Regions from separate parts of the Mus musculus genome. Here region 1 is linked to region 2. Evidence: chromatin loops called from intact Hi-C (ENCODE). Cell type or tissue: heart. All regions are shown on one strand. Links, peaks and the distances in the headings refer to the core of each region. The heading gives the core; the rest is flanking DNA. Region 1 holds the start of Pcmtd1 (protein-L-isoaspartate (D-aspartate) O-methyltransferase domain containing 1). Region 2 has its middle 79 kb from the start of Pcmtd1.

The links. Peaks named below come from ENCODE experiments on the same cell type or tissue, not always from the same donor. Only the 100,000 strongest peaks of a DNase experiment are listed, where the experiment ranks them.
Region 1: it touches region 2 in a loop (2.3-fold over the local background); 2 of 42 quality-filtered maps call a loop at or near these places.

The regions. Positions count from the first base shown.
Region 1 is chr1:7,082,084-7,097,686 of GRCm38, forward strand. It overlaps Pcmtd1 (protein-L-isoaspartate (D-aspartate) O-methyltransferase domain containing 1), which reads left to right and starts at 6,837. Exons shown (of 6, transcript NM_183028.3): 1 at 6,837-7,133. In heart, for the core only: a CTCF peak has its summit at 6,388; a DNase peak (open chromatin) is centred at 6,848; H3K4me3 peaks cover 2,738 bases; H3K27ac peaks cover 2,167 bases.
Region 2 is chr1:7,001,881-7,017,483 of GRCm38, forward strand. No RefSeq gene overlaps it. Among named protein-coding and RNA genes, the nearest start is that of Pcmtd1, 79 kb to the right of the region's middle. In heart, for the core only: a CTCF peak has its summit at 8,473 (motif pointing right); no DNase peak of the experiment used is centred there.

The DNA.
Region 1 (15,603 bases), core at 3,237-11,236, 79 kb after region 2:
AGCCTCAACATTTACAAAACTATTGAAATTGTCCCATGCATCCTATCAGATCACCATTGACTAAGGCTGATCTTCAATATCAAAATAAATAATAGAAAGTCAACATTCACGTGGAAACTGAACAACACTCTTCTCAATGATACCTTCGTCAAGGAAGGAATAAAGAAAGAAATTAAGGACTTTTTGGAGTTTAATGAAAATGAAGCCACAACATACCCAAACTTATGGGACACAATGAAAGCATTTCTAAGAGGAAAACTCACAGGTCTGAGTGCCTACAAAAAGAAACTAGAGAGACCACACATTAGCAGCTTGACAACACACCTAAAAGCTCTAGAACAAAAGGAAGCAAATTCACCCAAGAGAAGTAGATGGCAGGAAATAATCAAACTCAGGGGCAAAATCAACCAAGTGGAAACAAGAAGAACTATTCAAAGAATCAACCAATCAATGAGCTGATTCTTTGAGAAAATCAACAAGATAGATAAACCCTTGGCCAGACTCACTAGAGGGCACAGGGAAAGCATCCTAATTAACAAAATCAGAAATGAAAAGGGAGACATAACAACAGATCCTGAAGAAATCCAAAACACCATAAGATCCTTCTACAAAAGCCTATACTCAACAAAATTGGAGAACCTGGATGAAATGGACAAGTTTCTAGACAGATACCAGGCACCAAAGTTAAATCAAGATCAGGTTAATGATCTAAACAGTCCTATATCCTCTAAAGAAATAGAAGCAGTCAATTAATAGTCTCCCAACCAAAAAAAGCCCAGGACCAGATGGGTTTAGTGCAGAGTTCTATCAGACCTTCAAAGAAGATCTAATCCCAGTTCTTCACAAACTATTCCACAAAATAGAAACAGAAGGTACTCTACCCAACTCATTCTATGAAGCCACAATTACTCTGATACCTAAACCACAAAAAGACCCAAGAAAGATAGAGAACTTCAGACCAATTTCCCTTATGAATATCGATGCAAAAATCCTCAATAAAGTTCTCGCTAACTGAACCCAAGAACATATCAAAACAATCATCCATCCTGACCAAGTAGGTTTCATCCCAGGGATGCAGGGATGGTTAAAAATACAGAAATCCATCAACGTAATCCAGTATATAAACAAACTCAAAGACAAAAACCACATGATCATGTCGTTAGATGCTGAGAAAGCATTTGACAAAATACAACACCCATTCATGATAAAAGTCTTGGAAAGATCAGGAATTCAAGGCCCATACCTAACCATGATAAAAGCAATCTACAGCAAAACAGTAGCCAACATTAAAGTAAATGGTGAGAAGCTGGAAGCAATCCCACTAAAATCAGGGACTAGACAAGGCTGCCCACTCTCTCCCTACCTATTCAACATTGTACTTGAAGTCCTAGCCAGAGCAATTAGACAACAAAAGGTGATAAAGGGGATACAAATTGGAAAGGAAGAAGTCAAAATATCACTTTTTGCAGATGATATGATAGTATATATAAGTGACCATAAAAATTCCACCAGAGAACTCCTAAGCCTGATAAACAGCTTCAATGAAGTAGCTGGATATAAAATTAACTCAAACAATTCAGTGGCCTTTCTGTACACAAAGGATAAACAGGCTGAGAAAGAAATTAGGGAAACAACACCCTTCTCAATAGTCACAAAAAATATAAAATACCTTGGCGTGACTCTAACTATGGAAGTGAAAGATCTGTATGATAAGAACTTCAAGTCTCTTAAGAAAGAAATTAAAGAAGATCTGAGAAGATGGAAAGATCTCCCATGCTCATGAATTGGCAGGATCAATATAGTAAAAATGGCTATCTTGCCAAAAGCAATCTACAGATTCAATGCAATCCCCATCAAAATTCCAACTCAATTCTTCAACGAATTAGAAAGGGCAATCGGCAGATTCATCTGGAATAACAAAAAACCTAGGATAGCAAAAACTCTTCTCAAGGATAAAAGAACCTCTGGTGGAATCACCATGCCTGCCCTAAAGCTGTACTACAGAGCAATTGTGATAAAAACTGCACGGTACTGGTATATTGACAGACAAGTAGACCAATGAAATAGAATTTAAGACCCAGAAATGAATCCACACACCTATGGCCACTAGATCTTTGACAAGGGAGCTAAAACCGTCCAGTGGAAAAAAGACAGCATTTTCAACAAATGGTGCTGGCACAACTGGCTGTTATCATGTAGAAGAATGTGAATTGATTCATTTCTATCTCCTTGTATTAAGTCAAATCTAAGTGGATGGAGGAACTCCACATAAAGCCAGAGACACTGAAACTTATAGAGGAGAAAGTAGGGAAAAGCCTCGAAGATATTAGTACAGGGGACAAATTCCTAAATAGAACAGCAATGGCTTGTGCTGTAAGATCTAGAATCGACAAATGGGACCTCATAAAATTGCAAAGATTCTGCAAGGCAAAAGACACCGTCAATAAGACAAAAAGACCACCAACAGATTGGGAAAGGATCTTTACCTATCCCAAATCAGATAGGGGACTAATATCTAATATATAAAAAGAACTCAAGAAGGTGGACACCCGAAAATCAAATATCCCCATTAAAAATGGGGCTCAGAGCTGAACAAAGAATTCTCACCTGAGGAATACCGAATGGCAGAGAAGCACCTGAAAAAATGTTCAACATCCTTAATCATCAGGGAAATGGCAATCAAAACAACCCTGAGATTCTACTTCACACCAGTCAGAATGGCTAAGATCAAAAATTCAGGTGACAGCAGATGCTGGCGAGGATGTGGAGAAAGAGGAACACTCCTCCATTTTTGGTGGGATTGCAAGCTTGTACAACCACTCTAGAAATCAGTCTGGCGGTTCCTCAGAAAATTGGACATAGTACTACCAGAGGATCCTGAAATACCTCTCCTGGGCATATATACAGATATCCCAACTGGTAAGAAGGACACATCCTCCACTATGTTCATAGCAGCCTTATTTATAATAGCTGGAAAGAACCCAGATGCCCCTCAACAGAGGAATGGATACAGAAAATGTGGTACATTTACACAATGGAGTACTACTCAGCTATTAAATAGAATGAATTTATGAAATTCCTAGGCAAATGGATGGACCTGGAGGGAATCATCCTGAGTGAGGTAACCCAATCACAAAGAAACTTTCACAATATGTACTCACTGATAATTGGATATTAGCCCAAAAATTTAGGATACCCAAGATATAAGATACAATTTGCCAAAAGCATGAAACTCAAGAAGAACGAAGACCAAAGTGTGGACACTTTGCCCATTCTTAGAAATGGGAACAAAACACCCATGGAAGGAGTTACAGAGACAAAGTTTGGAGCTGTGATGAAAGGATGTACCATCTAGTGATTGCCATATCCATGGATCCATCGTATAATCAGCTCCCAATCCCTGACACCATTGCATACACTAGCAAGATTTTGCTGAAAGGACCCAGATATAGCTGTCTCTTGTGAGTCTATGCCTGGGCCTAGCAAACACATAAGTGGATGCTCACAGTCTATTGGATGGATCACAGGGCCCCCAATGGAGGAGCTAGAGAAAGTACCCAAGGAGCTAAAGGGAACTGCAACCCTATAGGTGAAACAACAATATGAACTAACCAGTAGCCCAGAGCTCCTGTCTCTAGCTGCATATGTATCAAAAGATGGCCTTGTTGGCTGTCACTGGAAAGAGAGGCCCATTGGACTTGCAAACTTTATATGCCCCAGTACAGGGGAACACCAGGGCCAAAATGGGAGAGTGGGTGGGTAGGGGAGTGGGCGGTGTGGGTATGGCGGCCTTTTGGGATAGCATTGGAAATGTAAATGAGGAAAATACCTAATAAAAAAATTTAAAAAAAAAAAGAGAGAGAGCAGGCTGAGCAAGCAGGAGAGACATGCCAGTAAAGAACATCCCTCCGTGGCCTCTGCATCAGCTCCTGCTTCCTGACCTGCTTGAGTTCCAGTCCTGACATCCTTGGTGATGAACAGCAGTATGAAAGTGTAAGCTGAATAAACCCTTTCCTCCCCAACTGCTTCTTGGTCATGATGTTTGTGCAGGAATAGAAACCCTGACTATGACAGATGTCTTATGAATTAAATGACAGAATAGTTCCTCTTCCCCGTTTTGGGTGCAATGGGGTGGGGTGTTTTAGGTTGAGTCTCACACAGCTTCTGCATGCTTTAAATTCACCATGTAGGCAGGAATGTCCTTGAACTTTTTAAAAGGAGTTTTTTTTTTTTTCTTTTTTTGAGATTTTTTATGTTAATGTGCTTGAGTGGCTTCCTGAATTTTTGTGGGCACATCAATGCCCTCTGTTCCTGTGGAAGACAGAAGATGGTTTCATATCCCCTAGGATGGAAATAATAGATGGTTGTGAGCAGCCTTATGAGTGCTGGGAATTGAACCAAGGTCATTTGGGAGAGATAGTAGTGCTCTCCTTCCTTCCTCCCTTCCTGTTTTCAGACAGGTTCTCTTTCTATAATCTTAGCTGTCCTGGAACTTGATATAGCCCAGGCTCTCCTTGGACTCATAGAGACCCACTTGACTGTTTGCACTCTGGTCCTGTTACTTTCATCTCTCTAGTGCTGGGATGAAAGACCACTAGGCTGAACATTTGTGATATTCTGCCTGCGTGGTTTTATGAACAGAGTGCCAGGCCTGTACTATACTGTGTTATTTTCTGCTTAGTAATAAAGTAGAAGTCACTTGGTATGAAGAATAAAAGTGTTGCTAGTGTTCCCAGGACCAGGCTTACTCCAACAGTGGATGGAGAATGCCAAGAACAAATTGCCTGCAGGCTATATAAAGTCTAAAATCTTTACATAAATCTGGATGATGAAACAACTTAAAAATTGACCAATATAACAAAGACAAGTATCATCGGTGTAGCACAGCATTAAAATTTGGAAGCAGTTTGGTACTCAGTATCCAGCCTTCCCAGATTATGAAGTTGTGGGAGGATATATAAGAAATGACAGGTGCAAAGGCAAGACGTGGGGCATAATTAGAAACATGGGTAGGTGGCAGGTACCAGGTGTATACACAGAAGTTATTACATGATTCTTTCCAGTTTAGCTGCTGTAGAAGAGAAACCCCTGGTCCTGTTTTATAAACACAGTACTTAGCATCCCTCTTATTAAACATCATCATTTTTGCACACCTCTAATCTCAGCCCTTGAAGGTGAAGAGAAGAAAAATAAAGCTGTGTTTAGCTCTTATTCAATAGAAAAAAAGGCCTACATAAAAAAAGTCCCAGCCGGGCGGTGGTGGTGCACGCCTTTAATCCTAGCACTTGGGAGGCAGAGGCAAGCAGATTTCTGAATTCGAGGCCAGCCTGGTCTACAAAGTGAGTTCCAAGACAGCCAGGGCTATACAGAGAAACCCTGTCTTAAAAAATCAAACCAAAACAAAACAAACAAAAAAAATTCCCATAGGGACTGAAATGAAAGAAAAAGAAAACCAAAATGTTTTCTAGTGTCTCACTGTTATTTTAAAACAGGTGAAGTGGAACTCATCTGTGATTTCTCAGAAGGCTGAGGCTCGGAGGATTTCACATTTGAGGACAGCCTGGAGATTCTGTTAAAACTCCCAAACCTTCCTAATTTATCATGTGATTTATTATGTTTATGGTAAGATGTATATATATATATATATATTTTTTTTTTTTTTTTGAGACAGTCTCATATAACCCAGGCTGACCTCAAATGAAGTATCTGCAGATAACTTTGGACTACTGATCTCTGCTGTCACCTGCGGAGCTTTTGGGATTACCACCCTGAGCCGTTACATCCACTCGATAAAATATTTTCACCTGCTAAAATTTCTGCCTAGAGTATCAGAAACCGAACCCCCAAAGACTGTTATGTGATCCCATCCTGTCCAGGGGTGCTTTGGTTCTAGGAGAGACACAAAGATAGGACTAAGGAATCCGGCCCACAGCCTCAGTCTAAGGGCTAAAAGGCCACCAAATCTAACTTCGTACTTGAGACATAAAGGTGAGCTGAAAGTCAGACCATCGCATAAGTTAACTTTGTTCCAGTTTTCAAGTGATTGGAAGCTCTCATTTTACTACTCTGTTCTTAAACACTTTACACAAGGTTACTGTAGGTGACAGCAACCTAGGCCTCAAGACCTTTTGTTTTCCTGATAGGGACTTGATATATGTATGTAGTACAGGCAGACTTTGAGCATCCCAAGTGCTGGGGTTACAAGCCAGTGCCACCACATCTGGAACGTGCATTTGGTTACAAATTACAGCATTGGGAAAGCAGTGTCTTTTTATGTGCTGGAAACAAACAAACAAACAAAAAATACAGTCCCAAAGTAGGAATCGACATGTTTACTGCGGAGGACTACAGATGTAGATGCTCCCCCTTGCTTCTGACCCTCGCCACTTCTCAACAAGCACTCCTTCCCGACACCGACACAGGCAGGGGCTTCGGCGTGGACCAAGAAGGCGTCAGCTGCGCCTGCACAGGGGGCGACGCATGCACCGCCGCCAGTCATTGGGTGCGCGCCGGGTCTGCAGGCATCCTCCCCATCACCCGATACAGAGACCCGCGGAGAGGCTGGAGATGAAGTGGCCTCGTAGATCCAGTCGGCAAAACGCCGACCGGAGGCGGAGCTGGGGACGGACTGAGTCACCAGACCCTGCGCTCCCGAGCTACGCAGCACACAAACAAAACAGCGACAGAATAGGAGGAGCCCCAGCTCTCGCGGCATCCGCGGGAGCTGCCAGCCGCTTGGGCAAGCCTCGCGTTGTTTGGTTAAGGGGCAGGGCGTTCAGCGAGAGGGCGGAGTCCAACCCAGCTGAGGGTGGGGGTGTTCCCAGGCCCCGTTGATTGGCATCTTTCTTCGGAGGGCGCCCCGCGCACGCGCAGCTCCCAGGAGGCGGTGGCGACTAGGGCAGTCCAGCTGCCCGGGTCCCGGGTTGCGGGTCGGGCTCCGCCCTCCCGCGTCGGCGCTGGCGGACGCTGTGCCGGGCCAGTCGGCTGTCTCTGCGGCGCTCCGCCCGCCGCCGGTCCGCCGCTGCTTTGGCCTGGAGGGCTCCCGCCTACGCAGGCTCGTGACGCGGGGGCTGGGACGGGGCTTCAGGGACTGAGCGGGCGCTGCCGCTGTGTGAGCGTCTTCTGCGCCTTCGGTAAGTGCGGTCCGCGTCCGCTGCTTTGGCATTTTAGACACCAGCCGGGAGAACGGATGGAGAGAGACAGGGCGAGCTGTTTTGCAGAGCCAAGGTGTTTTACAGCTTATTGCTTTTATGCGTGTTCTTTTAAAATCGTGAAACCACAGCTGTGCGTTTACAAATCTGAAGAATTTGGGTACAGAAGGAGGAGGAGGAATGCTCTTAGAAATGGAGCTAAAGTACTGCGTGCTCTGTAAGAAAAAAAAAAAAAGCTGCCAAACAATGAAGACACAAGACTCCTGCCCTCTTTCTGTCCTGGACCTCAACCCCAATATTTACGCTCCCACTACTCAGAGTAACCCGATCCCAAGTGTATGTATGCATCCAGCCTTTCAGGATTTTGTCGGTGCAAGTGAGGAGTGTGTTTATAGACGAAAATTAAAGTCCTATATAGAATATAGATTTTTGGGCCAGTAGTATACGGAACTCTCCACTCTTTTTTTTAAAAACATACTTTATTGTTAAATGTTACTGTTTAGCATGGGCTTCACACTTTCAGTAGCGAGTCAGTTAAAAGCTTATTGTATGTTTTGTGATTTGCGACGCAGTTCTATAGCTCAAGCTGAGATAGAGCCCCCTGTGCTGTGGAAGCTGACCTTGAACTCTTAGCTTCTGCCTCCACCTCCCGAGTGCTAGGATCAAACAGGAGCTGTTGTGCCTGGCCTACGTGCCAGTATTTTGCAACTTAATATATTGACTTTCACAGTATCTAAGGCCACATGCGATACTTTCATATGAAACAGGTTGCTAGTCTTTGCTTAGACCTCAGAGTTTACATGAGAGGGAATGACTGCCTAAAGATTACACAAAGTTTACTTTTTCTTTATGTCATAAAGTTTAAATACCATATGGTTAGATAGCAGCATTTAATTCTTTAAACTCTAGGAGGCTACTTTTGATGAAACTCGTAGAAAGTCACCATTTAGAAATTTTGTACTCAAATAAGAAAAAAAAAAAACCCACCACGGATTAAATATTTTGCAAGGTGAACCCTAGGGAGAAGTCTGAAAGTGGAAGAAAAGTGGTTCTGCACGCATTATTGTGCTAATCTTGCTAGCTTCCAAGGGAAACAGTCTACTAAAGTAATCATAGGCAACCGTCTTATTCCAAACAGGCCTGTCCTTAAAATCATAGACACAATTGTGCACATTTATTTAGGAATCGAACTTAAAAGACTTGAAGAGATCTATGGTATTTTCGTTGTTTTTGTCAACAATATGCTGGTACTTTTTTGTTTTTAAATAAAAGCCTAAGTAGTGTCTTCCTGCTTCTGTGGTCAGTCAGCTCAGGCCTGGAGTGCCTGACTAAGCGCCTGCTCTGCTTTTCTGGGTGGGCTGAGTACCTGAACTGCATTTATGGCCCTGCCTTGTCCTCCTGAATGGAAACTGCCTTATCAAAAATATCGAAAATAAGTGTAGGAAACTATCCTGGTGTCGTTTTCGATGAGGTTTCTGGTGGTTTCATATTAAAATAGCTGAAACACTGTAAATTGAAAAGAATACAAAGTAGACAAAATTAAACTTTGCTTATTGCATGGGAATTAAAAATGTGTTACTGGGGTTTGTGCCTTATAGTATATAATACTTTCATTTTCTGGCAGGTGTGACTAACTGTAGTTTAAGGAACTATGACCAGTAGTGAGTTCAAATAAAGTGTGATCAAATTATGCATTTGAGGAGAAACCCATGTATAGTTAAAGATTTGAGCAGTTCTTGTTTGCTCAGGATAACAAGGTAGGTGTTAAGTATCTGCCATTCATTATCTCTTACTCTGTATTGGATGTCTCATATTGGTGCACACGAAAATATTTCAGCCCAGAAAAATATTTTCAACAGACTAACTTTCAGTTATAGAAGTGGGAAGAGTTGGGAATGTGCTAAGTGTGTTCAGAAATTAAAAGCAATGGCTGGAGTTGGAGCTCCTGGCATGTCTGAGGCTCTCCGTGATTCCTGCTAAAAACAGTCCTTTGCCTGATGGGAAAGCTTGCTTTTTAGTTTATCATGAAAAGTCTTTTGGGGACTTGTTAATGTGAGTAGCTAGAGACAAATCAAGTGTTTGGGGGTCTTGTGTTTCTTCCTTTTTCTTTTTATAAATAAAAGGCACAAGGAATTATATCTGCAGCTTAAATCATCATCATCATCACCACCACCACCACCATTATTAATTTCTCCCTTTTTTGGGCTTTGTTTGGCTTTGTTTATCTTTGGTCAGTGTAAAAAACACAACGTTTATTACATACCAAAATGTGAGAGTACTAACATTCCATTTGGAATTTTAAGAACAGCCATTTTAGATTTCATCAGAGTTGTTCTTCCAAAGTTGGGATTGCAGGAAGAAGCCAAAGTAGTGAAGAGGGGGCTGAAAATTGAGAATTGACTGTCAGTAAGCAAAGGGAGAAAGAAAGTAGTTTTTAAAAGATTGCTTAGAATCAGATGTATGGATGCAGAAGGAGATGGAGTTACAATTCTTAGTTTTGAGATATTGGAATAATATCTAATTATTAATTAAGTATCCTTTATTCTGTCCTGGTGGGAATAGAATTAGAATAATTAATAACTTTGTACAACAATCCCACTTCTGTTCAGTGTGTAGTTCATTTCACTGCAGTTGAAGAGCTGTCACACGTGAAGCGCTGTGAAGGACTGTGACTACCTGCTCTGAGCCATCACCCAGCAATAGTCCTTCTGTGACTGTAGTCTCTGCCTGCTCTGAGCCATCACCCAGCAATGGTCCTTCTGCCTTGGGTATCCTTGGTTTTGGTTCTCAGCTTCCTTTTCTAGCTGTGCCTGTGATTTCATCTGCTTGTCCCCTGTCTCCTGTGTCCTGATTTTGCATCACTAGCTCATTTTCTTTAACCTTGAGATTCCCTGCCTGTGTTATTCTCTCTGATAAGTTCTTATTGGGTACCACTCTGTTACTTTGAATTTGTTACATTGTGAACTGAATAACTCTTTCTTATTTCTTTATTTTAATAAAGAATATTTTCTTAGTCATGTAGGCCCCAAATCAAAAGGTCACCCCAATTTTTGTTTTTACTGTCTGTTATTCTCACTAGTATTTTTTGTCACTGTGTGTTTTAGTCAGGGTTCCTATTCCTGCACAAATATCATAACCAAGAAGCAAGTTGGGAAGGAAAGGGTTTATTCAGCTTACACTTCCATGTTGCTGTTTATCACCAAAGGAAGTCCGGACTGGAACTCAGACAGGTCAGAAAGCAGGAGCTGATGCACAGGTCACGGAGGGATGTTCCTTACTGGCTTGCTATGCTTGTTCAAACTTCTCTTCATAAGACTTAAAGAGAACAAAGTCTCTGCTGGGCTTCTTTGAAACTTCCTTTGTCAATGCAATTATTCTGAGTCTCTTCACTTTAGCCTCAAGCAGACTTTTCAGACAAGGGCAAAAAGTAGCCACATTCTTCACCAAAATACCACAAAAACAGTCTTTATGCCACAATCTGAAATTCTTCTCCTTTGAAATCTCTTGAGCCAGGTTAATATAGTTCAAATCACTCCCAGCAACAAAATCTTCCATATTCCTACTAGGATGACCCATTAAGCTCCATTTAAAGCATTCCACTGTGTTCCAAATCCAAAGTCCCCAAATCCACTTTCTTTCAAATAAAAGCATGGTCCGGCGGCCTATCATAGCAATACCCCAGTCCCCGGTACCACTTTTGCCTTAGTTAGGGTTTTACTGCTGTGAACAGACACCATGACCAAGGCAAGTCTTATAAAAAACAACATTTAATTGGGGCTGGCTTACAGGTTCAGAGGTTCAGTCCATTATCATCAAGGTGAGAGCATGGCAGTATCCCGGCAGGCATGGCACAGGCAGAGCTGAGAGTTCTACGTCTTCATCCAAAGGCTGCTAGTGGAAGACTGACTTCCAGGCACCTAGGGTGTGGGTCTTAAGCCCACACTCACAGTGAAACACCTATTCCAACAGGTTACACCTATTCCAACAAGGCCGTACTCCCTGGTCCAAGAATATACAAACCATCACACTGTGCCTTTTTTTCTTGTTCTTCTAGCAGATGTGTATACCTTAAGATACTTCTGATTTCTCGGTTTTGCTTTTCATTCTGTTTCTGAGACTAATTGTTCTAAAAACGTCCTGAATGTGGTCTTTGATTTGTGACAAATAAAGACCCTAAACACACACAAACACACACACACACACACACACACACACACACACACACACACACAATATGTATGCCCGCCACATGCCCACAACTAGCACTTTGTTCTCGTTGGTCCTTGTGATATATAGCAGGTGCTATTACCCTAGTTCACTTGTAAAGAAACCAGGGAGGGCCTAGTATGTGGAGGGGCTAGAATTGATGCTGCAGGCATCTGCCTAGTTCCTCTGCGTTGTCTGTATTAAATCAACCCAGTGCTTTTTAAAAAACTGACTTTGTGTTTTAACAGACTTTAGCGTTGGGCCCCCAAAACCTTCAGTTTTACCATACTTTTTTCTTCTCATGCATTGTCCATTTCTTGGGATCTTTTTGCTTTTTTTTCCATCTTTATTTTTAAAAATAAGTCCTGTATGAAAGACTGGTCAGGCTCCCCTTTCTTGGTTAGTGTTTTGGTAGCTTGTGCCTGTTTACATACCTCTAGGATGATCCTGTTTACTCCCAAACTTCCAGCCATTGTAACTAACTGTGAAGTTCTTGGAAGGAGAAGCCAATTCTTAAGTTATTAATTTGGAATTGGCGAGTGACTGGGAAACTCCACTGCCTTGACATGTAAGAAGCATTTCATTTTCATTGCCACATTTTTGTTTCAAAATTCTGTTTGTTCTGTATTCCTTTTCTTTCTTGACACATAAATACACACCACGAGCTTACTAGATAGAGTTCTGTGTGTCTAACAATTCTATTTTCTTGTTCTAGTTATGTCGATTGACCAAGCCAGCCAATCAACAGGTTCTCCAGGGCATGAGGGAGGATTAAAGAAAAAGAAAATGACAATGAGACAACACTGTAGCATGACCCCAGCCAGTTCTGAGGCTGAGGTGAATTTATTTTTCCCAATCTGCTTTTATATCATATTAATTACCTGCAAGTAATAAGGAACAAGCAAGGCAATAAACACAAATAGTCAAGGAACTAGCAGTGCAATAAAGTCCCATGATCACTGTTTCTAAGTGCTTATCAGGATGACCAAGATCTCTGAGCCTACTTCCCTGTCCTAGCCCAAAGTCATATTCTTGCCTGAAGCCTATGGTATTTGTTCTAGATTACTGCCTGAGCTTACTTCTGAGTCCTGGCCCAATGTTGAATTCCTGGCAAGGAGCTGCAAAAGCTTTCCACAATAGATAATGTGGATTCTTTTCAGATTATTAGGAAATGGTAGATTGCTCATCTGAAAACTAATTTACTTGAGTGCTTGGTTCCTTGGTATACTGAGTTTGTAAAAAAATCAGTGTTTTGGTATGTGAATTTTCCATGCTGTCAAGTTGACCCAGCTTCCTAATGAACTGCAGAACTCTCATGAACCACTTCACAGTTTCTTCTGTGTATGCAGAGATTGAAAAGATTTAGCAAAATCACGTGTGTTCTTTTGTTTTTGTTTTGTTATATTTGGAAGTTGTAATCATCTAATCATCTGGATGCTCACACAGATTGGATGCTACATCAGGTTCTGAGTTCAGTCCCTAGACTCACTGTCACCACCGGAAAAATCAAAAGAAAAATCAAAAGAAAACAAAAAAGCCCAAACAAATGAACAAATAAACAAAACTCCTAGTAGTTGAACTTTCGGTGAGGGGAAAATCAGATTCTTGTTTTAAAAAATATTTATTTACTTAATGTATGCGAAGGTTCTGTCCATATGAATGCCTGCAGGCTAGAAGAGGGCATCAGATCCCATTATACATGGTTGTGAGACACTATTTGATTGCAGGGAATTGTCTGGAAGAGTAGCTAGTGCTTTTAACTGGTGAGCCATGTCTCTAGTCTCAGGGAAAATCAAGTTTAAAAGCTGAAATAGAGGGTGCCCCCACCTTTAATCTCAGCACCTGGGAGACAGAGGCAGGTAGATCTCTGAGTTCAAGGTCAGTCTGGTCTACATATGGAGTTTCAGGACAGTTAGGGCTACATAGTGAGACTATATCAAGGAGGGAAACAAATAGACCTTTGTTTATAGGCAGTGAGACAGGTGGACAGGAAAAAAGCATGGCACACTTTTTGCTTTTTACTCAGTGGACTGTATGACACTGGAGGCGTGAAGATTCAGAGACCAGAAAACGACTTTAATATTTGGGTTTGAAGAATGGGTAATCTGGATAGCCATATGGGAATGTAATTAGACAAAAGGTGTGATCTGGCTCAGTGCCTGAGAGGAAGGAAAATTTGTCTGTAAAGATTTTCCTTGGTGTCTCTGTGCCTTTCACTTGGTATAGGTCAGTATGCTTGGATGAGGGGAAATTGATCTCTCAGAAAAGTTAGGTCGGAATCTTTTCATGACCCACTCTTGATACAAGAGGATATGGGAAGGTTAAGATAAAATGTCTAGATTTTATGGCTCACTTTTGGGGGTGAGAACTATAATTTCTGTGACCTTCTTTAGGGAGGAGGAATACTCATTTCTCTAGCCTATTTTGGAGGGAAATGGAGCAGGATAAGAAAGGGTAAGGTAAGATAGTCAGAGGGCCTGCTTGCTCCTGAGGCTCTTCAGTAAGTTTTCTACATTCAAAGTAGTCAACATACGAAGCCCCATGCTCTCTGGTATTGTGGTTTTGAACCATAGTGGATGTTTTTCTGATCTGATCTTTTCTGATCTGATGATGGTTCATGGGTGATGAGTGAGGAGGGTGAGATCACGTGGCTAGAAGCTATAACAATTGAGAGTGTGCTGTAAGGGCTTTCCATCCATACAAGTTTTTCCACTATGAACATGTTTAGTAGTTCAGTGTTTAGACATTGTTAACACTAGAAACTTGCCACAAGCGCTTGCTGTAGGTTGGTCCCCACTGTGACACTGATAGAGGTGATAGGAATTTAAGAAGTGCCTGGTGGCTGGGAGCTCTTGAAAGGCATTAAAGTGGTGCTCAGGTGATGCCTGGGTAATTCTCAGTAGAGGTAGCTCTAGCAAGAGATAATTAGAGCCTGCTCACCTGGGCTCTCCCATTTCCTATTTGGGTTGTACATGTTTTCTAACACTGGTTTCCTTCTTTGCCACCCACCACCATGTAGTACAAGCAGGATGGCTGGTTTGAAAACAGAGACCGTGTTGTGGCATAGCTTTAACTTTCCAAGAGGTGTAGGGAATAACTTTTTGTTCTGACAGAGTTTGCCTCTGATATCTTGATGAAAAACTGACAGTTGTAGCCTGTTGTAGTATATTGAACACAAAACCTGTTTAGGGAGCAGACTCCCCAATAGTATCATTAGTATCATGAAGAAAACGCCTTGCCCTCCAAGGCCACGTGGTCTTTTATGTGACAGTCGATGCTTTAATTATAAAGTTACTGTATTTTCAAGTGGGAGACTTAAAGTACTGAAAGAAGCAAAGCTAAAGAACTTTCCTCTTCAGTGGGCCTTTCCCTGCTCATGGGTTGGCAGAACCATTGCACGAGCTTTGATATGTAAACAAGAACAATGTATTTGTGCACCTGAAGAGTATGAGAAAGGCTCAAGGGATGACTCAGTTGGCAAAGTGCTTGCCACACTAGCATGAGGTGAATTTAGATTCCCAGAACCTGAGTGAAAACCCAGTGACAGTAATAGCTTCCCTACTAATTTAGCACTGGGAGGAGACTGAAGGGAGCATCCTGGGGGCTTGTTGGCCAGCCAGTTTACATGAATTGGTAAGCTCCAGGTTCCATAAGAGACCTGTCTCAGTAGGGTGGATTGAAGACGGCACTTAAAATTTACCTCTGGCCATTTTATTCATGCATGTGCACGCACACTTCCACATACATTTTCATATATACATGCACATACACATGCATATACCACACATACATAACATCAGAGTCTTCTTGAATAGCAAGGAAGTGAAGAACAGTATCAGGATTTTACTTACAAATAATTATTTTACTTACAAATAATGATACAAATAACAATAATGATATGTGTGTGTGTGTGTGTGTGTGTGTGTGTGTAACATACAGACACACACAATGAAATGAGTTTGAGAACAGCCTAGGCTGCATGAGACCCTATCTCAGTGAAGGAAATTCCAAACAAATAGCTACAGTGATGCTCTGGCAAAGGTAACTAGTGAAATTTCTTTGATTTCTTCCAACTTAGTGTGTTATAAATGTAGAATGTAATTATGTAAATCACAACAGCTTCTCTTAGATTCTTTGTCTGGTCTGTCAGGTGATACCAGGTAATTTAAGGTCTCCCAAACTTGTTTTGCGAGACAAGATTTCTCTGTGTTGTCCTAGCTCCTGGATGTCTTATAACTTGCTCTGT
Region 2 (15,603 bases), core at 4,569-12,568:
TCCCTCCACCCCCTCTGTCTCTCTCTGTCTGTCTCCCCCTGATCAGAGGCAGCCTGTCAGACAAACACACACACACGTACACACACACACATCCCACACCACCCCAATAAATCTCTCCAACGAGATGGTGGATGGTGTGACTTTGTGGCATTCCTTGACCCCCACCTGCATCTTCCACTGCTAAACTCTATTGGATATGTTGACCAAGGAATGCAGCAAAAATCACATCAAGTAATAGACATCACGAAAGAAATTTATTGTGGCTGGTGGGGGTGGGGGTCACTCAACAGGCAGCCTCTGAGCAGGGATGAGAAAGGGTAGGTGGAAAAGCCAGCAGAAATAAAGCATCAGCACACATCTTAGGAACGAACGTCAGGTCAGCAACTTGGTTCAGAACAGTAGAGTTCCTTAGGGACGGGAACTCATTTAAGACACTCCCAGGTTTTGGCACCAGATGAATGAAAAAAAAAGAAAGGAAGGAAGGAAGGAAGGGAGGGAGGGAGGGAGGGAGGGAGGAAGGAAGGAAGGAAGGAAGGAAGGAAGGAAGGAAGGAAAGGAGAGAGAGAGAGAGAGAGAGAGAGAGAGAGAGGGAGGAGGGGGGAAGAAAGGAAAGGAAAGTGCTCCTAGGTATGGTGAAGGAGAAAGTTTATTATAGGTATATGAGAGAAATAGTCAGAGCCAGACACATCTGGGAGAGTGGTCATGGCCCAGAACTCCATGAGGAGAAGAAAAGACAGAGAGAAACCAAGTAGAGAAGCCAGGAGGCCAAAGGTACAAAGGGACAAGTAAGCAAAATGTCTAGATTATACAGGGAAGAGTCTCTGGGAGAAGGGCAGCCCAGTCTCTGGCTGAATAGTTTCAGGGTATAGAGCAGGTATCCCAACCATACTCTATAACAAGTAGGGACAGAGGGAGGCTGGCAGAACCTGGTGACCAGGTCCACTTTGACAAGTTAAGTAGGTACCTCAGTTGCTTGTCCAGGGTTTGAAACTTAACATGTGCATGTGTGTGAATACATACATACATATATACATAAACACATACATACATATATACATATATACATACATACATACATACATACATACATACATACATACACTGCATTGTATAGCTAGAGTTTTCTGGAAAAGTTAGTCTTTTAGAAGTTATTTTTGAATTGTCCTGAAGAGTTTTATGTCAACTTGACACGGGCTAACATTATCTGAGAGGAGGAAAGTTCAGTTGAGAAAATACCTCCATGAGATCAGGCTATGGGCAAGCCTGTAGAGCATTTTTCTCAGTTGGCTTAATTGATGAGGGAGAAGCCAGTCCAGTTTGTATGATGCCACTCCCGAGTTGTTGGTCCTGGGTTCTATAGAAAAATAAAACAAAACAAACAAAAACAACAACAATAACAACAAAAATCAGTCTGAGCAAGCCATGAGGAACAAACTAGTAATCTGCACTCCTCTATGGTCTCTTCATGTTCCAAGTTACTGCCTTGGCTTCTCTCAGTGTGCTCGTAGGCCAAATAAGCCCTGTCCTTTGTAAGCTGTTTTTGGTCATACTGTTTTATCACAACAATAGGAATCCTAACTAACATAAACATCTTCAACAAGTGATTTTTAATTTTTTTTTAAAAAAAGTATATATATATATCTCGGGCTTTCAGAAGAAAAATTCTAAACCCAACTCCTGGCCACCTAGAGCTTCTGAGCAGATTGGGTGTTTTTACTCTTTAAAATATTTAATTCCACATACTCCATTGTCCAGAAGACAGTTTTAAAATGTGTGCCAATGTATTTAGGATATCAGATTATAAATTTAGAGTATCTTCTAAAAGGTGAATGTGATGGCTACATATAAAATCCCAGCATGGTCCAGCCTGGGTTATGGTAAGACTCTGTCCCCAAAAGTGGGGAGGGGTCTCTAAAATCAGTGATGGAGAAACTTAACTTCATGAAAATAATTTAGGGTGAATTGGAAATATGTTGTTTCTGTGTTTAAAGAAAGAGAAGTAATAAGTCTTTAGCATTATGGATCTCTAAGACTTCCTGCAGCTGGAGAGATGCCTCAGTGGTTAAGAACAGTTGCTGCTCTTCAAGAGGACCCACATGGCAGCTAACAACTGTCCATAACTCCACTTCCAAGTCACCTGTTACCCTCTTCTCACCTTTGCCAGCACTGCATGCATCACATACAAGGACATACACGTGGGGGAAACAACCACACACATAAAATAAATTATTTTTTGAAGGAGACACTATACTGACATTATACTAAGTAGTGAAAAATACCTTTACCTGTGTTTTTTGAGGAAAAAGATTTTCCTGAGATATATGATTGTGGTACTTTCACTGGAGCCTCATTCACTGCCTGCGATCAACCAGTTCAGAGTGAGCCAACAATTTTGCTGAGACAAAAACAAACAAACAAAAAACAAAACAAAACAAAACAAAAAACACATAAGGAAATCTGTTTACTGACCAGTTCTGAGTATCTATGTAAGCAAGGGTGCTTGGACTGCCACTCACGGATCATGTGTATTGTTATGTGGCTCATGTGGAATATGTTTTGTTTAATTCATTTTTTTCCTTTTTAATTGTCATTTTATTCTTTTGAAACAGGGTCTCATTTAGCCTAGGTCTGTCATAAATTCAGTTTGTAGAATAACTTTGAATTTTTGATCCTTCTGCCTCCACCTCCTAAAGCAGTGGTTCTCAAACTTCTTAATGCTAGGACCCTTTAGTACAGTTCCTCATGTTGTACTGACTCCCAACCATAAAATTATTGTCACTGCTACTTCATAATTGTATTTCCGCTACTGTTGTGTGTAGTAGTACCAAATTAACCTTGCTCAAATTGACCCCGTTGGTGGTGGTAACGCTCCTCACGTACACACTCAGATGTTCTGAGTTTTCAAATGAAATACACACATACCACACACACACACACACACACACACACACAGCCTTTATATTTTGATATTCTTTTAACAGCTTAATGGTTGGGCCTCTTCCAAACCTCTACGTGGCTAACACACCCCCCCTTCCCCATAATTTTTAAGTAATAACTTACTAAATTCTATATTCCATCTTTTCTGCCCTAGACCAAGTTAGGATCACTATTCCCTGGCTGTCTCTCTGTCCTCTGTACATCTCAAGTGTGATGTCTCCTCTTCTTCCTCTACATGGTGGCTGTCCCTCTCCTCTTTCCTTGGTCCATTGCCCAGGAATCCTAAAAGTCCCACTTCTGTCTCCCTACCTAACCATTAGCCACTGGCAACTTTATTTACCAATCAAAACCAACTGGGAGCAGGATTCCTTCAGTTTCTGACATGTAGACATGAGGATTATTGCGCAAGTTTGGGGACCAGATTAACATAATACAAGTGACATTAGACTAATTCTACAACATTTCCCCATTTTTGTCCATTTAAAAAGGTTCATGTCTCTCAGATACATGTTGAACATAATTATAACAATTACATAAATGGTAAGGTATGATATGTATTTATAACATGAAGTCTATCCTATTTGACAATTTAGATAAATTACTTTAGCGTCTATCTTAATTAATTTCCAATTCTATACTTGAATTATATTTTTATTTTAACTTGTATTTAAACTATCTTCTCAAATCTAGATCATCTTCCTTAATGTTAAACAACTTAAGTATGATTATGAGACTATAACTAGTCTTTAATCCTATCAGAGATCCAAGAATTAAATAAATATTAGCTGAATATATAGGAAGCACAAAAACACAGCTTCCAAAATTTAATTTGTAGAGACAGTTGTCTGCTTGGACATTCCCCTATATTCCTCATAATATTGGAACATTTGTCTTCAGACTTCTAGCCCAGAACCATCTGATAGATCTTAAATGAAATATGAAGCACTAACTTACCCTATCTTGGCAGAGCTAAGCTGTTGACTACCTCAAATCGTGTGTCCTTTCCTGTACTGTTGTTGTTGTTGTTGTTGTTGTTGTTGTTGTTGTTGTTGTTGTTGTTGTTGTTGTCCGTGGATGAATTAGAGCAATTCTTGCCACAAATGAAACAACTCTATATGGAGGGTATAATGCTCAATATCTTCCTTGAACTGTGAAGGGTGTACCGTCAAGAGCAAACATGTCTCCTATTCGAAAGATCTATTAATGGACTGGAAAGATGGCTCAGTGATTAAGAGCACTGGCTGTTCTTCCAAATGTCCTGAGTTCAATTCTCAGAAACCACATGGTGGTTCACAGCAATCTGTACTGGAATTTGGTCCCCTCTTCTAATGTATCTGAAGACAGCTACAGTGTACTCATATAAATAAAATAAATCTTTTTTTAAAATCTATTAATAATGAAATTACTTTAAATGTCATATCCTATGGATTTCTGATGCTTTTGAAGACTATTTATATATAGTATATCTGAACTGCTAAACACTGACTACTCTTAGCTATTTCTATTTGAATAATACTGAGAACACTTTATTATAATTAAATCAGACTCTAATATAACCATGAGTTTATCTGGCCCTTAACTTGTATTAATCATCCTGAAGAGTTTGCAACAGCAGCTATGAGAAGGACTGGGTCTAAGCCTTGTATTCTTAAATGAGTCATATAGGCACAATGCCTATCTAAAAGTAACAAAATTAATTTTAAAGTTTGTATCAATATATAAAGATTTATACCAAAAACTTAAGCCTATATCAATACATAAATTCTGTACAAATGTAAGAAATTATATCATTGGGCTAGAAAGATGGCTCAGTGGTTAAGAGCACTGACTGAGGCTGGGTGGTGGCGGCACATGCCTTTAATCCCAGCACTTGGGAGGCAGAGGCAGGCAGATTTCTGAGTTTAAGGACAGCCTGGTCTACAGAGTGAGTTCCAGGACAGCCAGGGCTACACAGAGAAACCCTGTCTCGGAAAAAAAAAACAAAAACAAAAACAAACAAACAAACAAACAAACAAAAAGACTGCTCTTCTAAAGATCCTGAGTTTAATTTCCAGCAACCACATGGTGACTCACAACCATCTGTAATGGGATCTGATGCCCTCTTCTGGTGTGTCTGAAGAAAGCTACAGTGTACTCATTAAAAAAAAAAGAAAGAAAGAAAGAAAGAAAGAAAGAAAGAAAGAAAGAAAGAATAACATCAATTTTGCGTCAAATATAAAGATTTCTACCAATGTAAAATTATGACTATACAGTATTTTAAGAATAAATTTAGCAATCCATCCAATATATCTAGTTTCTTATAATATTACTATATCCCTCTTTTTCTTTCATAATATAATTGTAATATGAATACCTAGTATTCAGGTTATTTGATGTGCAACCCCTGTGAAAGGGTCATTCATCAACACCCCCCCAAGGGGTCACGACCCACATTTTGGCAGCTGCTGTCCTAAGAGCTTGGATTGCAGGCATATACCACGACACCTGACCCATCTGAATCAGTCAGACCAAGCATTTGTCACCGTGTCACAGGTAAGAGTGCATGCTCAGAAGTGCTAGTCCCAATATGGATGAGGGCATCCAGAACCCTGTCATCCAGTGTCTCGTGAGATGCAGACACCACTGTATCTGGCCACGAGTTGCTCTCTTTTTCTTTTCTCTTCTTCTCTTCTCTTCTCTTCTCTTCTCTTCTCTTCTCTTCTCTTCTCTTCTCTTCTCTTCTCTTCTCTTCTCTTCTTTTCTTCTCTCCTCTTCTCTTCTCTTCTCTTCTCTTTTCTCCTCTTTCTTTTTTCTTTGGGGGCTGGCTTTTTAGATAGGGTCTCACTATGTAGCCACTCTGGAGTTTGAACTCACTTCATATCCCAGACTGGCTTCACACTTCCTACCTCAGCCTCCTGACCACCAATTAGTTTCTTAACTTAGATTCTGTCAGAACAAGACATTGAACATGGAGTAAATCAACAGATTTGAAAGGTGATTTCAGGAAATGCCACCACAAAGTCATAGGAAAGTGAGAGAAGGAGGGAAAAAAACAAAAAGGGCTGTAATACCAAGCCTATCTCTAGGGGCCTCCTGGGGACCTTCAGAGCACAGGACATGGAGTGGGGTGTAAGTATTGTGTCATGTGGTACTAAGGTACTTTCTTCTGCAGCAGGTGACTTCTAGGGTTACTGCCTGTGTTCAATTGGCTTGGAAAGTGGGATATGAGGTGCAGATCTTTGCCAAGTGTGCAAGACCACAAGTTTGGTTTCAGATGTTAGTGCTAGCTCTTCTGTTTCTGGTTTGGAAGATGAAAGAACGGGGAATTCTACATGATGTACATTGCCTTAATTAATTACTCAGTAATCACAATGGCAGAAATTTAGGGAAACAGCCATGGAAGAAAAATCAGGGCTGCCTGGCTAGGGCAACTGAGGAGGCTTCTGAAGAGATGCAGCATAGAAGGACAGGAAATCTTCAGCATACAGGGCAGAAAGTTGTCCCAGAAGACGAAAGGACACCTGGGGCTGTATGATCTCGGAAAGGACACCAATATTTCCTGCCAGAAGCACAGGTTACTGGGTCTCTGAAAAGGGGGCCCCAGGATGGCCTTTATTGTGGGGACAGAAAGTACAGCTCCCAGGGAAAGAGCACTTACTGCAAACTTGTTGGTGATGGTGAGTCCTGAGTCAAAGCCACAAATGTAAGGCAGGAAGAAATGCAACTAGAGGCAGGTAACAACAGACTCTTCATTTCTTCATAATTAGAAAATAAAACAATAAAGAAGCCAGGCCTGCTAGTCTACCCTGTGATCTCAGTTATCACCAAAGCAAAGACAGGAAGGTTGTGGGTTCCAGGACAGCCTGGACAACACTGTAAGACACTGTTTTAAAAAGAAAAAACAAAGAAAGAAAGAAAGAAAGAAAGAAAGAAAGAAAGAAAGAAAGAAAGAAAGAAAGAAAGAAAGAAAAAGAGGGAAACAAGTGAGGAAGTAATGTGTAACAAAGTTGATTTTTCAAAGGGCAGCAAAGAGCTGGAATGCAGTGTAGGCATGGAGCTTTGCATAGTGTACTCAAGGCCCTGAATTCTCATCTCCAGCACTGTGGAAGAAACACGGTATGTAGAGGCTACATCACTAAACACTGGTAACTAAGTTAAGAGTGCTGTAGACAAAAATAAAGCCCTGCATACAAATGTGTGCTACTTCAATAAAAGTAGTGGGAATTAGTGATATGAGTTCCACCCCACAGCTCAATGCTGTAAAGAATACCGTCAGTCCAGCACTGTTATTTCCACAATGTTCTCAGGTGCATTTCATGAGCCCTGTCTCCCTCCAATGACATTGTATTTTCTGATTGGTAAAGCAGAAACCTACCCTCACTTCTTAAAAAATTATCAAAATTATAGTCACTAATAGTTCCCAAATATTCAGTGCATTTGTTCTGTGGAGGTTCCATGGTTAAGAGCATTTGTCTCTCTTGCAAAGGACCTGGGTTCAACTCGCAGCACCCATGTGGCAGCTCACAACCATCTGTAGTTGCAGTTCCAGGGCATCGGATGCTCTCTTCTGGCCTGTATGGACATTACACATACATGTACTACACATACATATGTATATGCAACTAAACACTTAACTTTTTTTTAAGAAAGAAAGTTGTTTTCATTTATCTGCTTAAATAATTTCCCATAAACAGGGCCACTTTGAAACTCATTGAGATAGCTCAGTCAGTAAAGTGTTTTGTTTTTTTTTTTTGAAAGTACAAGAATTTGAGTTTGATGTAAAAACCCATTTTTTAAAGCTAGATGTGCTAATAACAATAGAAGCTTGGCATGGCCCCCAGTGCTTGCAATCCCAGCTCTGAAAAGGTAGAGACAGGTAGGTCCCCAGACTCACTAACCAGCCAGCCTAGCCTCATTGGTGAGTTCTAAGCCAGTGAGAAAAATCTGTCTCAAAATAAGTGTGTGGCACCAGAGGCATTGAAGCTATCCCCAGAGCTCCTCTACCTGCAAACACACACAAAATAAATAAAAATGAAAGAATGTTTAAACAAAATAAAAGCATTATCCCACAACCTGTGCATAAATTAAATTTCTACTTAATTTTTAGAAAATAAAGAACTAAAATAATAATTATTATTAATAATAGTAACAACAACAACCATAAACTAAACACACACATAGAAAAAAACCCATATCACTCAGGAGGCAGAGGCAGGTGGATTTCTGAGATCGAGGCCAGACTGGTCTACAAAGTGAGATCCAGGACAGTCAGGGCTACACAGAGAAACCCTGTCTCAAAAAACAAAACAAAAAAGGGGAAAAAGAAAAAAAGAAAGAAAGAAAGAAAGAAAGAAAGAGAGAGAGAGAGAGAGAGAGAGAGAGAGAAAGAAGGAAAGAAAGAAAGAACCTGTCCAGTTGGGCTGTGAAAACAGGAGAATCAGGAGCTCAAGGTATTCCTCAGCTCCAGGGTGAATTTTCAAGGATCCTGGACTCTGTCACCCTATTTGCAAACCAACAAGACTTTATTTCCTTCACTACTATCCCTGAATTTGCAGTGCATGCCACAAGATGGCAGTGGGTCTCTTGCTTCATATAATGTTGTTGAATAAAAAGAGGAGTTGCACACTTCAAGATATGGTTGAGAAGGTTTGTATTGGACATATGAGGGAGAATAGAGGCAGAGGAATCCGGAAATGGGTGGGGGTGGGGGTGAGAGAGCAAGAGAAGACACCAAAAGCCAGGAGGTGAGGACTAAGAGAACCAAGAGCAGACAAAGGAACAAGGAGAGGAGCCAAAGGAAAAAGAAGAAACATGTGGAAGAGCATGGCCAAAACCAGCAGGGTTTTATAGGATCAAAAGCTGGAGTAAAGGAAGAGAAACCCCTGGGCTGGGGGAGTTTAGGGTAGACTGGGAGTGGAAAGTGCAGAGAGGAGCCACTGCTACTGAGTAAACCCAGATGCCAGCATCCACTCTGGTATGGTAATAGCCATTTGTTCCAACTTTCTTTTGGAACCTGACAGTCATCATTTCCAAATCTTTAAGAATACTCAGCAAGCCCTTGAATTTAGGTAAAGATGGAATCGGAGGCTTCTTGAGGATCATAAACCACCTATATGTAGCCTACCCCAGCCTTGAAGCGGGCTGATTCAGACTTTGCTGCCACTGAATATGAGATCACCTGGGGTGTAGCCTTCTGACTTAGATGGCTATATTGTTACGTCAACTATCACTGCTCTTCTCCAAGACTCTGCTACCTGCAGAGAGACCCTTGAGACATTCCAGAGACACATCCTATCCTGCATGTCACCTACAGGCTGGCTCAAAGCACCAAGAATGGACTGGTGGGGGGTGGGGGAGATGGGCCTTCCCCCCCTTCTAAGCACAGTCTCTTAGTAAACTCGTAGGCCTTGATCAGAGAAAATTTGTCTTGGCTTCATCATTCTTTTCTTGCAGTCTAAGTCTCTTTCAATGCCAGCCTACCGTCCAGAAATACCCGGCTGCGGGCTGGCTTACTACAGATTGGTGCCAGAAACAGGGACCTGGAAACAGCAGGAAAACACTGAGGGATCGCTGTCTTGTGTGGAGCTCCACAAGAAGGAAAGAATAAGAAGATCATATCGGGCACAGTGAGCAACAGGTATTTATACTAGCACTGGTTTTAAACGTCATTTTTTAAAGTGTTGCTGGAGGTGCGATAGGATATGGACTAAGTTGGAACAGTGCTGACCCAGCGCTGGTTCCACTTAGGTTTGACAGCGAAATCTGGAACTAGAAACTCCCAAACAGGTGGTTGTCTGCAGCTTTCAAGAGCTGCTTCAGGTGAGAGGAATAGGGTTTAAAATAGTAAAATTAAATAAAATAGTAGAAAATGGATTTTGAAACTCTCCCAGAGACAGAGAGAAATTGGGGAACGCCCTGTGTTATTCTCTCTGGCCCCTACAGCAGAAGTTCTCTGCCCTCTTTGTGTTGTCTAATGTCTGGTGCACCAATCCGTTCATGTGTCAATTCATGTGTGTTTTGTTTCATTGTCTGAATGACTGAATGTTCTGTGTTTCATGTTGGAAAATAAAAATGGCTAAGACTTTATCTGCTGGTTCAGCAAAGCCCAAGAGTGGCCCACACTTTAGCCAAGAATTAAGCACAGCAGGGGAGCCACTGTTGGAAAAACTGTTTTTAAAGAAAAGTAGTCTGCAACCTCTTGGTTCTAAGGCAAATAAACTGATGGTTTTTTCCTAGAAAATTCTCTGTAATCGTGATTATTGTGTTTAGCAAATGACAAAATGCTTTTTTATCTTATAATTATAGCTAGAGAAAGTAAAATTCTTTGATTGGTCTAAATTTATAGGATTCCTGTAGCCACTTAGTTTGGGTTTTTACTGGTCTTAAAGGTATAATATACTCTGCGTGTCTTCATCATAGAATATTAGCTTATAAGTTATTGGGTATGATTTAAAAGGTGTAACATTGGTAGCAAGACAGCTTTAAATTGGTAACTAAGGTTTGGAGTCTTTCAAACACGTGGCATAAAGCAGGACAAAAAACTAGGCCTCTAAGGATACTTCTAGTTGAGATAATATTTAATGTGATTCTTATCCTAAAAGGTAGACTTAGAGATAAGATTTAAAACAATGTCTCTTTAATGAAGCATTAAAATTTGCACTGTCATGTAGTCATAGGTGTAAATTAGCAGCTAAACTTCGTAACATGATAGTAATGTTTCTAATATTGATTCTAAAGATGATAAATTGTTTTGAAATTGGGTTTTGTTTTCCCAAAGTTGTAGTTATAGTCTAATATTGCAAAAGAAACTTAAAAGTTCTATAATCTGTCCTCACAGCAAGAGGAACAAAGCTCAGATCAGCCTCTGTGGGGCTTGTGAGACTTTCTTTTGTTTTGCAAACAGTGCCTAAGGAAGTTCTTGAAACTTGCCTCTCCCTGCCTCCAGGGGAATTTTCTTTTAGCAAAAAACACTGTTGCAGATGTATCCAGATGTTGTTCTAAATAAAGTTTAAATTCAGAATTCATAAAAGGTCAGTCAGGCTGTAGAACTTATAAAGGCATTATAATCCGGCTTGCCTACTTCATGTAAAGTTATTATAGATTTAAAGGTTTGTTTTTTCCTTTGCATCCTGATAATTGTAAAGTGTTTGCTTCTAGTGAACTGGTAATCACTGGAAAATTTTGCCTCTAGGTATGGCTAATACAGCTTTATGTTATGTAAGAAAATTTTTTATTGTCTCTGCTTCAATACAAGAAGCTAAGAGTTTGAATTTTTTCAGTATATATTGTTTCCTAAGTGGAAAGTATTTTATTAGCTAATGCCTCTCAAGGGAAGTTTACTTCAAATTTTTGCTCTCACACAATGAGATTTTAAGTTCTAGGGAGTAGTTGTTGCTTCAGAAAAGATTCAGAGGCAATATCTTTATAACATTTGGGGTTTTAGTTATACTATAAAGTTGTGGTACAGAAAATCTAGAACAAAAAATTGATTTATTTCAAAATTTTATTTTCAAAAGCTTCCAAGAGATGTTAATTAGCTAAGGTCTCACCTTAAGGTCTTAAAGTGACTTAAACCTTTGTCGGATGTTATCTTGAGAGTCACAAATTAACTGGTAAAGAACAAAAGGCTTTCCAGAAAATAAAGGAAGCTTTTATAATTGCTATCAATTACAATCAATGATAATTAAATATTAGCTGCTTATTTTAATTATGGTTATTAAGTGTGCCCACAGCAATTCTTTGGCAAGAGAAAACGTTAATGTAAAATCATTTTTCTTCACCTCCTGGCCAACCGTTAGCCTACAGGGAGGGCCGGTCAGCTGGCTGCTGGCTGCTGTGGGGCAGGGCTGTGGGGTATGCAGCTTTCCCTGAGCAGTGATGGCACGGGAGGAAGCCAAGAAGTGGGCGCCTTTGTAAAGTACTCAGCGGCGGGCCTGAAACGGCCTTAGCTCTGGTTGTGTGCACCATGGCCCCCATGGGCTTCCGCCTGTCCCCGCTGGGGATGGCCGTATTTTTCCTGTTGGGGCTCAGGGTGCTCTGCCCTCTCTGCTCGGGCTTTCTGGCCTGCCACTTCAGCCTCTTCGGCCTGGATAGTGAACCTGCGGCAGGGGAGGCCAAAGTGGCGTTCACCTCAAAGCAAAGTTTTGACATCCTATTAAGGCTGCTGTGGTGCTAATTAAGAATTGTAAGATAAATTCGTATATTTTAGAAAAACTATAACAAAAAATTATGTCTTAAAAGCCTGACAAAGTGTCTGTTCCTTGTTCCAAACAGCAACTAATTTGGTTATTGCAGAATATTGATATTTGGCCTATTGCATACCATCAATTTAAATAAAACTGATAATCATCCTAAAGATAAGTTAAAAATTGTTTTTATGCGTGCTTTTGTATCTTCTATAAATTTATTCATGCATGCATCCCATTTACTGTGTTTAAAAACAGCCTTTCTAGGGAAGAAAAGTATATGTGGTTGGATCACATGCTTATTCTTTTGAGTTTCCTCCTGCTTCAGCACAGATAATTAAATTGTGTGCTGTAGATGGTGTTTTAAAATGTTGAATAATCAAGCTTTAATTTGTATATTAATAGTCAATATTATATCTCAGAGCTTACAATTGCTTAAAGTTGTTCATCCCTCAGATACTATAAATTCTCAAATTTGCAATGGTTTATGCATATACAACTTAACAGAAAAAATGCTGTTCCTTTTAGAAGACTGCTTTTGGACATTTAAAATTTTGTCCTAGATAGCCTGAACAAGACCTTAAGGCAATGCCATGCTAGATTTATATTTCAGGCAGATTACAGGCCTTACATAAGAATAATTGGCCATATAATCTCCTTCTTTATATAGTCAAAATCATAATGGCTTAAGATAATATTTTGGTATTTTTAGAGAATGTGCATGTCAAATTGTAAAAAAATTGTTCTTAGTGTCCTCACTTTCTACCTGTTTCCACATAATGGTGTTAATTCTTGAGGACTTATACTTAATCAATTGCTGCAAATGGATGTAACTCATGAGGAATTTGGAAAATTAAAATATATACCTGTTTGTATTGACACTTGTTCAAGATTTCTTTTTGCTTCTCTACATACGGGAGAGGCCTCTAGAAATGTAATTGATCATTGTTTACAAGCCTTTAATGCTATACTGGCAACAATTTTACTTCATTTTGTAAGGAATTTGGTATGAAACATAAAACTGGAATTCCTTATAACCCCATGGGACAAGGAATTGTTGAACGTGCTCATAGCGCTCTGAAAAATTGGCTTTTAAAGACAAAACAGAGGCAGTTATACCCCCCAAAGTCATGAAATACCCGGTTCATGTAGGCCGTGGGCCAGCTTACTACACCTATATACCCACAAATGCCTATTAACTCAGCTCTTAGAAGTCAGAGGGGGGAAAAGTAGGAATTCAAGGTTATGTTTTGGTTAGTTGTACATTCCAGGTTAGCCTGGGCCCCATGAGCCAAGAAACAAAGCAAAAAAAAAAAGCTTCCTGTAATAGTATTGGGGAGGTATTAATTTGGTCTTCTTCCTGTTAGTTCTAAGCAATTCATTACTGCATTCTGATTGGGCACTTTTGTCCTGGACCAAATCCATCACCTCTCTACTCAGTTTCCTATATTTCAGATCCCACTGGAGAAATTTTGTTGTTATTCTGGCCATGGAATCCAAGGCTTCACACATATTAAGCAACCACCTTACTAGAACTGTACTTCAAACCACAAAGTTTTATTTTTATTGTCTTAAACTTTTTAAATGTTTCCTTTTGTGATGAATGCTACAGATTAAACCCAGGGCCTCATTCATGCTGGACAAGAACTCTCCAGATGACAGACAAGACCAAAACTCCTTCAGAAGAAATATGCTTGTTTGCTTTGTTTTGTTTTTCAAGACAGGGTTTCTCTGTGTAGCTCTGGCTGTCCTGATCACACTCTGTAGACCTGTCTGACCTTAAACAAAGAGATCTCTTCTTGCCTCTGCGTCCCCACTGCTGGGATTAAAGGTGCATGCCACCACTGCAGGGCCCCTTCTGAAGAAATTAAATCACCTGTGCTTGACACATTTATACCTTCAAGAGTCTCCTCATGGGTTAAAATTTAAATGTTGGGTTAAAGAAATGTCTCAGAGGTTAAGAGCACTGGCTTGCTCTTGCAGAAGACCAGGGTTTGGTTTCTAGTATCTATGTCACAGTTACACTTAAATCAAGTTCCAGGGGATTCAACTCCCTCTTCTGGCTTTTTGAGTACCAGACATCCTGGTGCACACAAATACGTGCAGGTGAAACAAGCATACACATAAGATGAAAATAACTACTTTTAAAAATTAGTTTAGAATGTTATGTTATGTTTCTTACCATTGTCAATACAGAAAGAGGGAATAATACATGGCACGAACCATGTAACTATGGTATTTCCACAGCATGGAAACAAGTGGCTTTATGCCAGAGCACACATGAATACATTACTATAAGTTTCCAGGCTACCCTGGTATCTAGGTTTCAGCTTCCTTACCTGCAGAATGTGTATGTTACCTGCCTCCTATGGTTGCTATATGGATGAGATTGTTTATGTTGCACTCACCAGCACCCAGCAATCTTATGGACTTGCAGCTACTATGCAGTGGACTCTGGGTTGCCTTAGTGCCCTGGGGTTGCCTTAGCCTGAGAACCAGTGAGCAGTGTCCTGCTCAAAGTTCTGCAGGCAGAAATGTCCTAGATCTGCTTCAGAGCTTCTGGCTATGATGGGACTCATTTGCCTTCAAAGCTTATTCTGTTTTCTAGAAGTTCAAGTCCTGCTGATCACAGTGGGGATTAAAACCCAAATTACGAATTTTTGGACCATTGCAGGGATGGTGAAAAAAATCTATTGAATTCTCAATTCTAGTATGTGATAGACATGGACTTTGAACATAGGGCCACACTCTATCCTGGATCAAATCCTAAAGGCCAAGAAGTGGTTAAGGACCATAGTGTATGATTGCTCTGTGACAATGGTCTGTTTTGTATGGAGAAAGTCCCTTATGACTTATCTTCCTATCAAAATATTACCCATCAGCCAGCAATATGGTTCAATGGGAACAGACAAGTTCTATCCGCAGGACCCACATGGTAGGAGACAACTGACTTCTGCAAGTTGTCCTCTCCCGTCTTGTGTACCTACACAACACACACACACACACACACACACACACACACACACACACACACACACAAACACACACACACACAGTTCTTTTCCATTGTAGCTTCCTTTTCCTCTTCTTCCTCTTCCTCCTCTTCTTCCTTCATCTCCTCCATTCTCTTCTCTCCTTCTTTTTCTACCTGCCACCCCTCTCCATTCTCCAATCCCACCTTTCCCCTCCACTGCCCAATCACAATCTCTAGTCTTTTATTGACCAGTTAAAATTTGGAAGAAGGTTTACTCATCATCACCTGAGTACCTGAGGGCAACCCTTCTTGAGGAACTAATATTGACATCAGAATATAAACAGCATTAGGCCAACCCACTACACATCCATTAGAAAGAGACTCTTTATACTTTGCATCCTTCACCAAAAGAATCAATCCTTATTCTTTTTTAAAAGATTCATTTATTTACTTTATATATATGAGTACACTGTAGCTGCACAGATGGTTAAGAGCCATCATATGGTTGCTGGGAATTGAAATCAGAAC